Linked DNA regions of Homo sapiens: region 1 is linked to region 2. The links are chromatin contacts, found by Hi-C in ENCODE. All regions are on one chromosome and are shown on one strand. The core of a region is the stretch at or near the end of the contact, and the rest is flanking DNA. Distances in the headings are between cores, read along the strand shown. Region 1 overlaps CFAP221 (cilia and flagella associated protein 221). Region 2 has its middle 3.4 kb from the start of STEAP3.

Evidence for each region. Hi-C counts contacts between places; a loop is a spot of excess contacts on that map. Pooled maps may share reads with other maps.
Region 1: a map of mammary epithelial cell shows a loop between it and region 2 (26-fold over the local background). The contact joins two enhancer-like sites. A Hi-C loop is called at or near these places in 4 of 168 maps with a recorded cell type or tissue (A673, K562, heart left ventricle and 1 more), 1 of 37 single-sample maps with no recorded cell type and 9 of 50 pooled maps.

What each region holds. Positions count from the first base shown.
Region 1 is chr2:119,653,666-119,659,081 of GRCh38, reverse strand. CFAP221 (cilia and flagella associated protein 221) reads right to left here. Exons shown (of 24, transcript NM_001271049.2): 24 at 2,421-2,720. The coding sequence ends at 2,612. Among named protein-coding and RNA genes, the nearest start is that of TMEM177, 23 kb to the left of the region's middle. Within about 2 kb of position 1,406, at least 2 of the 41 ENCODE cell types and tissues checked have a DNase peak (open chromatin) inside an H3K27ac peak, as active enhancers do.
Region 2 is chr2:119,217,397-119,223,387 of GRCh38, reverse strand. No RefSeq gene overlaps it. Among named protein-coding and RNA genes, the nearest start is that of STEAP3, 3.4 kb to the left of the region's middle. RefSeq lists a silencer at 4,221-4,515 and enhancers at 4,724-5,320, 4,691-5,890. Within about 2 kb of position 4,484, at least 7 of the 41 ENCODE cell types and tissues checked have a DNase peak (open chromatin) inside an H3K27ac peak, as active enhancers do.

The DNA of each region.
Region 1 (5,416 bases), core at 157-2,656, 440 kb before region 2:
GGAAGGCCAAAACAAACCCCAGGTGTTGGACTGGAATTGGAAGCATCAGTATCAATGCGTTTTTTTTTTTTTCTTTTTCTTTTTTTTTTTTGAGACAGGCTCTCATTCTGTCACCAGGGCTGGAGTGCAGTGGTGTGATCATGGCTCACTGCAGCCTCGACTTCCTGGGCTCAGGTGATCTTTCCACCTCAGCCTCCCAGGTAGCTGGGACTACAGGTGTTTGCCACCATGCCTGGCTAAATTTTCTGTATTTTTGTATTTTTAGTAGAGATGAGGTTTTGCCATGTTGCCCAGGCTGGTCTCAAACTCCTAGGCTCAAGCGATCTGCTCACCTTGGCCTTCCAAAGTGCTAGCATTACAGGCGTGAGCCACCACGCCTGGCCATAATTCATGTTTTTTGATATATATACAAGACATAAAGATAGAGAGATGAAAATGTGTGTGTGTGTGTGTGTGTGTGTGCGTGTTGAGGGGGGCTCAGTATAAATACTTGTATTTTCTAGCTCTGGCCACTGAGAGGGCTCGGAAGCAATTGGACCACAGTAGCAACAAGTACCAGTTGCTGTAGCAGGTCTTGATTTCTAAATGCCATTCTCCAGTGAAAGGAACCAGGGCTCCTTGGAGAAATGGTTGATTCCAGGGCTGACGTGGGAAAGATACAGATGAGTCTGGAATATACTGTGATGCTGGAAGGTAAAGATGTGCTTAGGAAAGGTCGAGGATGCACTGAAAGGTCAGAGGTGTAACCTGAGGGGCTCCCAATGGCCAGAGCTGGAACAATTTGAGAACAAAATAAACAACGGTAGTGTTGGATTATAACCTATATAATAAAATAAATGTCCATGATTCCATGCTGATATAAAAATCTACTGAATAAAGAAGTAACTAAATGACGGTGAGGGACAGCTCATGGACATTATCATTAAGTGGACATCATGGTAATGGTTGTGGCAGACAAGACCCACTCACCAATGGATGCTAAAGTGGGAATTCATATAAAGATACGTAGATACAGAGTGGGAAAAAAGCTGAGGAGAAACAGGATGTTTGCATAATCTCAAAGTCTCTCCCCATGATTATATTAATGTCCCAGTGGAGAAACTTGGCAGACACCACTTTAGCCAAGCAACCAAGGTAAACATCACCAGTAAGAAGACATATCGACATCACAAGCCCCTTGATAAGATGCACCAAGAAGGACATAACGCTTCTGTGGAATTCTTGCAAAAATGCATAACCTCACCCTAGTCTTGGGAAAGCATTAGACACACACACACTCTGAAGGCCAGTCTACAAAACAACTGTCAAAGGTGTCAAGGTCACAAATGATGAGAAAAGACTGAGGGACTGTCACAGATGAGGAGAAGAAGGGGACACGTTGACCAATCGCAGTGTGGACTCCTGGAACACTGAACGGACATTACTCAATAAAGCTGTACCGATTGTAATTTCCTGTTTCTGATCATTGTCACGCAGGAGATGTTAATGTTAGAGGAATCTGAGTAAAATATAGATGGCAACTTTCTGTACTATTTTGCAAGTTTTCCTTTAGTTTAAAAATATTTCTAAATAAAAAGTTTTTAAAAAATGACTGATGCTTATGTCCTGCCCTGTGAGTGAAGGGCAACTTTCATGTTTGAGCTCTTGTTTTATGCCAGGTATACTCTGCACATTTCCTAATTGAATCCTCACAACCCCATGTAAGGTGAGCACTTGTCTTTGCATGAGGGGAAAATGAAGTTCAGAAATGTTAAGAAGGCCACATAGTGAGTAAGAGCAGGACTGGGATTCAGAATCAATGAGTTAATGAAGACTACAAACATACAGTCTGATACCAGCTATTTAAATGTATTCATAGAAAAATGAGTGGAGGGAATACATCCAAATATATTTGGATAATTTTGGGTTATTATAACACAACCCAAATGTCATCAGCCTTCCTGGCCTGTGCATATGAAGGCAGTCATGTTCACAAACACAATACTGAGGCCTGGTTTTTACTGACATGTGTTCACTGGAACTCCTGGCTCCCTTGCAGTGACCTCCTGCTCCAGGTGCTTCTGTGAGTTCCCAGGAGGATGCTTCCTCCTGGGAAACTGGTGCAAGCTCTAGTCACCTCACAGTGTCCTCTCCAGGTCCAGGTCCCCTGCCACTGTCTGCCACCTGCACAGCTATGTGGGGAGCCAGCATTCATACCAGTATTGCTCTTCCAAAGCCAAATCTAGTGATGCCCCAGGGATGGAGGGGGCTGCTTCTGCAGAGGTGGGAGAGCATCCCCTCCCCAAAACCAGTCTCCCACCACACCACACCTCCAAAAGACCCCCAGAAACAGCTGCCAGTGCCCGGCTCTTAGTCTCTCATCACATGTTGCTCAGAAGCATTCCGGCACTAAACACCGCACCAAGAAGCTAACAACGCTGTCATCATCCTAACTCCATTTTATTTTTAAATATAAGATTTATAATTATCACTTAAAAGATATATACATCCTCTACATTTCATTTTTTTATCCAGAAACTTTAATTGCAGAGATGGCTGGCATGTAAATGGACGCAAGGGGCCACAGTGGCCCACGGAAAGCAAATGGAAGGGACTGACCTACTGGTGACTTTCATTCTAGAATCAGGTATGTGTTGAGTGCTTTGCCCCGCAGGTTCCTCATCTCCTCGAGCAGCTTCTCTCCGGCCTTCTCTGCTGGTTGTGCTTGATCTTTCACTTCTCTGAGTATCAAAAAACCCAAGAAGGAAACATGAGGACACTTAATAAAACCACGCAAATCACCCCCCGCCAGCAGTGCTGGTGAAGGTCGGAGGAGCATTTCGTTTAATATACAAAGAAGGTTTTCACCACAGTTAGTGATAGTTTACTTACCAGTGAAAACACTCAGCTTATGAATGATTCAAACCTGGCTTCTGGCCTCAGCTGCATCAGTTTCTGAGCATGGGCAAGTTACCCAAGAATCCACAGCCCCTGTTTCCTGATGTGCGAATGGTGTAATTCCCATCTCCCAGCATTGTAGCAAAGGTGAAATGAGATCTTATTCACAGAGATCCTGGTGTGAGGTCTTCTAAGTGCTCAGTCAATGCTGGCTGGTTTTTCATCTTTATGAATGAGGTAGATACACACTATTTCTAACTCTGGCAATGGCTCCAGAAGAGTGAGCACCTCAGGGAGAGTTGTGCACCTGGACCAAGTAGTGGCTGAGTGGAGCCGAGGCTGATGTTGGTGTGGCGGGGGTTGCTGGGTAGAACTTTGACTGGACGTGGTGTAAAATGAGGCTATCAATTGATGGGTGCAGTGGGAGTAGACAAAGGGCGGAGAGATGGGGAGGACCTGGGCTTCTTAGGGGCCAGCTTGCCTCTTGGTGGGCTGGGGCCAAGGGTTAAGATGGAGACTCGGCTCAGAGACTGTCATGGTGCTCACCAGCATCCAGATATGTGGGAGGAAATGACGAGTGTTTTGGTTAAAAGGCCATATGTCTTGTTCAAAGACTGTGAACTCAGCTATATAATCTGCTTGGGCAATATAAATCCAATATAAAATAAAGTGCTTCTGAGACATTTTTGAAAAGAGGGTGACATGTTTGGCAAATGGCTGACAGTTTTGGAAAACCAGAAATACCTGAAAATGGAGAATTAAGATGTTCCCTAATGCACATAATTAAAGAAATTAATTGGTACCATTTTATGGAATCATGTCTAAAAATATATAGATCCTGTCTCCCCTTAGAGATACTAATGATTGAGTAATACTGTGTTGATCTAAGGAGTGCTGAAAAATGTGTCAGCAACTAAAGTCACAGTCTCACAGTTCCTTGAACATTTTGTGGGGAATGTGATTCCCCTGTGGGTCTTGAAAGGGCCAAGACCGCTGTCCAGGCAGCAGAGAATCTCTCTGGTGAATTTCAGCCATTGAGTGAGAGCAGATGATTCTTTGCATCCATGAAAATAAATGTTTGCCAGAAACCAAATAAAGAACAGTCTTCAGGGGGAAATGGGACACTGCTGATGTGTTCTTTTTGTTCCGTCCCTGTCTGTCCAGGCTCTGGGTGTCTGGCAGGGAGGACTCTGTTGGCTTCTGGCTGGAGAGAAGGAGGTGAGGAAGAGGAAAAAGTAAGAACAGAGAAGGAAAAACTGAGCACAGGATTAGGCTTGATGTGAGCTGAGGAGAGTTTCTGAACCAAATCACTTTTGAAAATGGTCTGTGGGATATCAACTTGCTGAAATACTATGCAGCCAATAAAATGATAATTATGTTGACAATTTTCGTTCACAAAAAATGTACATAAAATAATTTTACCTGCCAAAGAGGTAAATTAAAAATGTCATGGAAATGTTTATTGCAAATGTGTGAAATGTATGTATGTTTTTTGAAAAAATTAGAAGCTGACTTGGTGTGCAGAAAATGTTTATAGTTCATTGTTAGTTTGTTTTTCTGTAAAGTACTAAAAATACGTAAAAAATGATATACCACTTTGAGTGAATATGTAAAGTAATAAATTCTATTTCGTTTAATGATAATTTGATAACCAAATGCCATTCAACATTAGCTCCATGGTATGAAGAGTGAAGACTCATGTAAAAGAGCAAGTGAGTAGATAGGTATTGAATATTACCTTGCTCCTGGGGCAAGCCATTCTATGTCCAGAGGTAATATTTGAAGTAGAAAAAAAAAAAGGTTTTCATTTAAAACCCTAGGTCAGTTTTTTGAAACTTGAAGCAAAACACAAAGTGCATCTATGTGTTGAGGTGCAAGAGGTTTTATGTGCTGGGTAGCAGAACACAATATTCTATTAATTAACTAATTAATTAATTAATTAACTGATCAAAACAGATGCTTACTGGAATTCCATTTAAAATTTTGTTTCTTACATTTTCTTTTACCAGAAACTGCCAATCTGTTTTCTGAGCAGTGTTGGCTGCTGCAGGTCTCTGGAACTATCACAGACAAACCAGAGAGACCTCATACAGCTCTAAGAAATGTGAGCATTCCTTTCAGAAAAGGCAGGCCCCCCACAACAAAGTAGACGACAAACTGAGAAAATAAATTTGCAGCATATATAAGAAAGGGTAATTATCTTTAATAAATGAGGGACTCTTGCAAATAAGGAAGAAATATAGGCAAAATAGGCAAAACAAGTCCCTCATAAAAGAAGAGAAATGGTTGAAAAGCATAGATAAGTTTTTAGTATAACTTGTAAACAAAGAATTAAAATAATGAGATGGTCTTTTAAAAAGTTCTGTCTCATTGATAAAGATGAAAAAAAAAGATGACACTATTCCATGTTGTCCAGGGCATTTGAATGCAGGCAGCTCTAACCTCTACCAGTAGGAGAGATGGTAACACACTATCTGGATGGTCATTAAGCAATATATATTAAAACCTTAAAATGCGCATTGATCTAGAATTTATCCTA
Region 2 (5,991 bases), core at 3,235-5,734:
CTCCAGATTGGGTCCGGATCCCTTCCCTCTCAACAAGGTTGCGCCCAGGCCTTTGTGGTCCCCCCCCAATCTCTGTCCCTTGTCCACCCTTAGGGCAGACTTTTGACCCTTCCCAGCAGTCCTCAGGTTCCAAGACCGGTGGGATGGCGGGTACCTTTCTCCCGGAGCTGCCTCCCTGTCTAGGCCTTCTGGGCTCTGAAACCCTACCCGTCCCCCCTTCCCCCTGGGGCACTGCCCGCTGCCCTCCGCACTTCCAATGCCGATGGCTTCACAGCACTGCAGCGAAGCAGGGCGTAAGTAAGGGGAGGCTGTCTGTGGGCACCTCTCTAGAGGTGTGCGCCCTGGTCCGAAGCCCCTTCTCACCTGTGGTCACATTTGCCGGCTGCAGTTATTTTCTTTACAGGTGAGGAGACCCGGGCTTTTCCGCTCAGATTCGTGGAGGCTGAGTGGGGGTTCCTGACCCCTGGTACTCTTTCTAGAGTATTCCTGGGAGACATACACTATTAGCCTCTGATAAGGAGCTTCAGGTTATTTTTAGGAAGTCTAAGAATCCTGTTTTCTGGGGAGCCAGCCTCTGTTGGGGAGATAAGCCTCCGGAGGCCAGAGGCAGGAGCTGGGCCTCAAGGAAGGCCCCACAACTGGACCCCAAAGGGCACGGTGGGGAGGAAGAGGCAGAGCTCTGGTCTCCCTGTGGAGGGAGTGCTGCTGTAAAGCGCCTTTCCCTCCACCCCCAACTCCCGCCGAGAACCCCCCCACCCCCGCAGGCAGTTTGCTTTCCCCCTCCACAGCTTTCCTCCTACCCGAATACCCACCTCCCAGCTCTCTGCTCAGCCAGGGCCCAAGGCCAGAGCCTCTCTTCTCTTGCAAGAACTTTCCTGTCCCACCTTGCCCCAGGGCAACACCTCTTATGGCAATTCTTACAGGTCCTTTATCCATTCAACACTCACAGTGCCCCAGGTGCCAGACAGTGCTCCCAGTGCTGGAGACACACGTGCCCAATGGAGGTTCCTGCCCTTAGGGTGCCAGGGCTGGTGAGTGGCCCCTGCAGTGGGTTGTAAACTTTGAGAAGACAAGACCCAGTTCCTAGCCCCCTCTGGTGCCCCTAATATGCTCCCCCTGCAGTAGCTGTTCTTTTGATGCCTGCTCCTGCTGATGGGGATGGCTGAATAGCCTTCCTTTAATGCCCAAGGACAGCACAAGGAAACCGAGCTTGGGAAATGCAAACACTGAGAGGTCTTCCAGCATCTTTGGAAGAATCCCTGGGAACCAGTGTCTTTTTGTGGGGCTCTCCATGCATGAGTAAGAGAGAGGAAGACTTTTTTTTGAGGCGGGGAAGCGGGGCTCTCCATGAGTAAGAGAGACAGGGGGAGACATTTTGAAGGCTGGGCTGCCAGAGGTCTATAGAGGATTATCTTAAAAGGAACATGAACTCCTGCTGGAAAAAGTAGAGGGGTCTGAAATTTCTCACAGACAGGGAGGGAGGTGAATACCCTACTTGGGCCCACACACTTTGGCAGAGAGGCCACCGCCCACGCCGTTGACCTTTGGTGCTTGTTCTGTCCACTGACCGTTGGACTAAGGGGGCCTTGAGTGTGAGCTTGTCTCACCTGGCATGGGGTCAGGTGTTTCCAGAAGCTTGAGAGCCAAATTTCCCAAAGCAGACGAGCCCTTTCCTACTCCAGGGAGGAGTGCAATGTGCTGAGCTTTGTTGAGCACCTTCTATGGGCCAGACTCTGGTGTCCTCTGCCAAGGATAGAACAGTCAGAGCCATCCTTGCAAGATGTTTGCCAGATCGCATTTCTCCTCTGCTCAAAACTCTACCCCCTCCCCCAGCAAAAGTAAAGTCCTTGCAATAGCCGTGGCCCAGTGTGATTGGCCTTCTCTCTGCCCTCATCCTCTGTCTCCCTCTCTCTGCTCACATTCAGTCCCACCTCAGATGAATCTGACAGGATCCTGACCCCTGCCGTTCCCCTTGCCTGGACCCTAGGCATCCCCAGGTACCCTCCCTACCTCCTCCAAGTCTTGGCTGAAAGGTCATCATTTCTGTGAGGCCCACGCTGATCGCCCCCATTCCTCATCCATGTACCTGCTTGCTTTCTTTTTTTCCCCATAGCCTGTATTACCTCTGAACACACTATAAAATAGAGTTTTTTGGACTGTTTTTCAGTAACTGTCTTCTCCCATAGAAATGTGAGCTCCTCCTGGGCAGGGATTTTTATGTTTTATTCAATTCCGTATCTCTAATGGATAGAGCACTGCCTGGCTCATAGTAGGTGCTCAGTAAATACCTGTTGCATGAATGCACACCCGTCCTCACACTTCCTTGCCTCTTTTAGCATCTCAGAAATGTCCCCACAGCTCCTGCCTACTCTGCTCTCCTTTTTATGCCCCCAGCTGGTGTGATGCTGATTCAGAGGGGTGCTCCACTTATGCACTTAGGGATGTCTGCCCCTGGAGTTGCTGAATATTCAATTTACAGAGCCCCTGGGATTGCCCTTTTTCCTTGAAGACAAGGTTAGCTGTTTGGCTAAGAAGAGAATAGCATCCAGGAGAAAATCTAGATTTATTTCTTATTTGATCAGGAAGGAGAGGGATGTTGCTCACCCTCAGCTTCTTGGATTAATCCAGCATTTATAGGATGGGACAGAGCAGGTCCACTTCACAAAATAAATCCTCCATGAAAACGAGATGGCCACGGGAAGCTGTATGCCCCAATGTACTCTGACACCCTAGCCAGAAGCCAGGCCACTTGGATCTGGTCCTGCCCAGTGGGCCGTGGCTGCAGGAAAGGTGCCGCTCCCCACTGATGCTCTCCCCACTAGACCAGGTGCTGCAGGACTCCTCCAAGTTCTGGAGCACAGGAAGCTCTTTCCTATGTAAGGCTGCATTCAGGGCAAATGGAGGCATTGTCTTTGCCATCACAATGACCTGATGGGTGGAGGCACATCAGCAGCAGTCAGAGCTGAGGCAGGGCAGGTAGTGGGAGAGGGCACTGAGCGGGGAGGCCAGCTGACAAAGGGGTGCTGGAGCCTGGGACTGAACCTCACAGATTCTGCTTTCCATGGCCCATGATGGTGACCCAATATTGTACAGCATTATAAAGTGTGGCTTACAGGGCATTAGGACACCCCCCCCTCCACATACACACACGAAATGTCCCTGCACCCCAGAATTTGGAATTCTACTGGAGCATAAGGTTGTCCTCCTTCCAGTCTTCTCTCGAAACATGAGCCCTCCAGAGAGGAAGCACTGTCTGAGCTCTGTGTCATGAGAATCTGTGTATCTGCAGGGAGATGTAACTGTGGCCAGCGCAAGAGTATGGAGTAGCTTCCAAAGGAAGTTGCTTTTTATTTGTTTATTTTGGCTCAAGGGAGCATTGATAAAGGCAGTTGCTGAAGGAAGAGTGGATAAAAGATGCCAGGGTGGAGGGTGGGTGGGGGAGCAGGACCAACCATCTTTCTGAGGGAGCTTCCTGGCGCGTAGTAGGTACTTAAACTTTTGTGTATGATCAACGGTCTTGGCTTGTGACTAGACCAAGATCGCCAACCAGAATGGAGGGAGGCTGACCCAGCACATCCCGGAAGCATTTACAGAGCCAAGGAAGAGATTCTTCTTGCCCGTCTATGATAACATTGCATTGCCTTTCAGCTGGGGGCGATTAGAAAGGCACTCACTACTAGATCATGGGAGATGCCTGGGTTTTAACCCCTTGCTGCTCGGAAGGTGGTGATCATGATGGCCTGGGAGGGTTTTAGAATGGCAGAGTGTCAGGCCACCCCAAAGCTCCCAAATTAGAATGGCATTTTAACAAGACCCCCTAGGAGGTTGTATACGTGTTTAAGTTTGAGAAGCGCTGGTCTACATTACAACTGAGGAAACTCACTACTCCCTGAACACCTGCATCAAGGTAGATTCACAGAAACCTAGAACTGGATGACACTTCCCCTCACCAGGGTGCATGACAATATCATACTTTTTGCTTGCTAAAAAGTCCTTGTGAGGCAAATAGTCTGATAATCTTCTGAATTTCTACAAATATGGAAAAATAACTCTACCCTTTTCAACATCAGTGCCTATTACACAAAGCTCCAAGAAAAAAAAAATCATGATTAATATTTTTACTCTTTTCCCATAACTGATCATATTTCCCCTTTTACTGTGGTAGCCAGGATACTCAGGCACATGTTCACGACTATATCGTCCTTATTAAATATATTTAAATGCTACTTTCTTTCCCCCAGTCCATGATTTTTTTGTCTGATTTACTACTAGCCTTATTGCTAAGCTTTTCGAGGTAAGCCGTCCCAAGCAGCCTTTGGAAAAAGTCAACCGCGTAAGCAAAATAAATAGGAAACTTCTGTGCACTCCAGTAAGGGAGTCCTCTTTCCCCTTGACTGCTGTCACCTTTCGTGGTCGTGGCACGTCCTCTGCTGGATTTTTGAGCCAAGGACAGAGGGTTTGGGAGAAGGAGGCCTCCTTGGACTTCTGCCAGGAGTTACTGAGAAAAGAAAACCCAACCAGCTGGGGGGCCAGTTGGGGGGAAATCTGCACAGGATGTTCACACTGTGCCCCTCCCTGCTTCTTTCCTGACCCCCAGAGCTCACCTCAACACATCTGGAGTGTAGGGTGTTGTCTGCCCTGTCAGACCACTCTCCACACACAGCCTGGGGCAGGAACAATGGGACAGGTGGCTGGTGCTCACTCAGCACAGCAGGGGTGGTGGAAAGACACATGTCAGCTGAGGCTTGGCTTCAGGGCAGGCAAGTCACAGCCAAGTCACAGCCCAGCCCAGCATAGGCAAGGTGTAAAAGTCACTGGCCTCAAGGTCATACGCAAACACACTGTGATCAGAAGTGGAGGTAAATACACCCCACAGGGCTGGGATATGTTCTGGCATGCCCAATTCTGTTTCCTTGGTCTTGGCCTTCAAGGGGAGGGAAGGGAAAGGAAAGAGAGTTTGCTGAAGTCCCACCTGGGGCAGGCATCGTGCTACATTGAGGTCAGCCCCCTTCAATCCCCACTGAGACCCTGCAGAATGGGTGGGATCAGCCCCATTTTTCAGATGAAGAAGTGACTTTTTTAGTATCATGCAGTGAGGAAATGGCAGATCCGGGATTTGGACCAGGTCTGCCTGACTCTCAGATCTTCCACTACCTTTGACCCGCTAGGTGGAGGGCTCCTGTGAGCTGTGGCCTACACACCTGTGGTGATCCCTCAGTACTGAGGACCAGGACCAGCTTAGTGTGAGGGCCCAGCAGGGGCAGTCCATGCAGGGAGATGAACCTGGGGGATTTTCTCCCAAACACTCCTCACAGAGCTCCCTGGCCTGCCTAGGCAAGATCCTACCAGCCATCCCCAATCACTGGTTGTGTCTACCTGAGATCTGCACAGCTCGGATGCAGGTCTGTGGAATATCAGGCATGTCACTGAGAGTCTGGTTCTGTGTGGTGTACTACCTGATTTCATGGACACACACACAGAAGGCCATCGTCTCAGAGCCATCTTTAGGCGTTTGCTGGTTACGGCAGCCTGGGAGAAGCCAAGTCACTGCAAGAAAAGGTAAGGGAGATAATGGCTCGAGACCCTCCCTCAAAGGTCTAGGGGCACAGCTACCCAGGTTTGGGGCCTCCAGGGAAGAGGGGAGATGAGACCTTGGCTTCTGGAGGCTTCCATAGGGTAAAGGAACATGCGCAGGCTTTGAAACCACACGGACCTGGTTCAAATTTCACATCTCCGCTAAGTCTCCATTTCCTCCACTGTAAAATGAGTGTATAGACCTCTTAACAGGTTGTAAGAATTAAGTTCCCAGGAAAGTGCTGGGCACTTAGTAGGTGTTCATTAAAAGGCTGTCAGATAATCTGAAAGGAAAAGAAACGGTGTTCAGAGAGGAAGGGAAATACTGAAGAAGACAGTTCCCAAAGGAAATTTACCTCCAGGCAGGCTCTGCTCCACCCCCTTGGAAAAGGTCTTCTTCCTTATCCTGTGTGATGA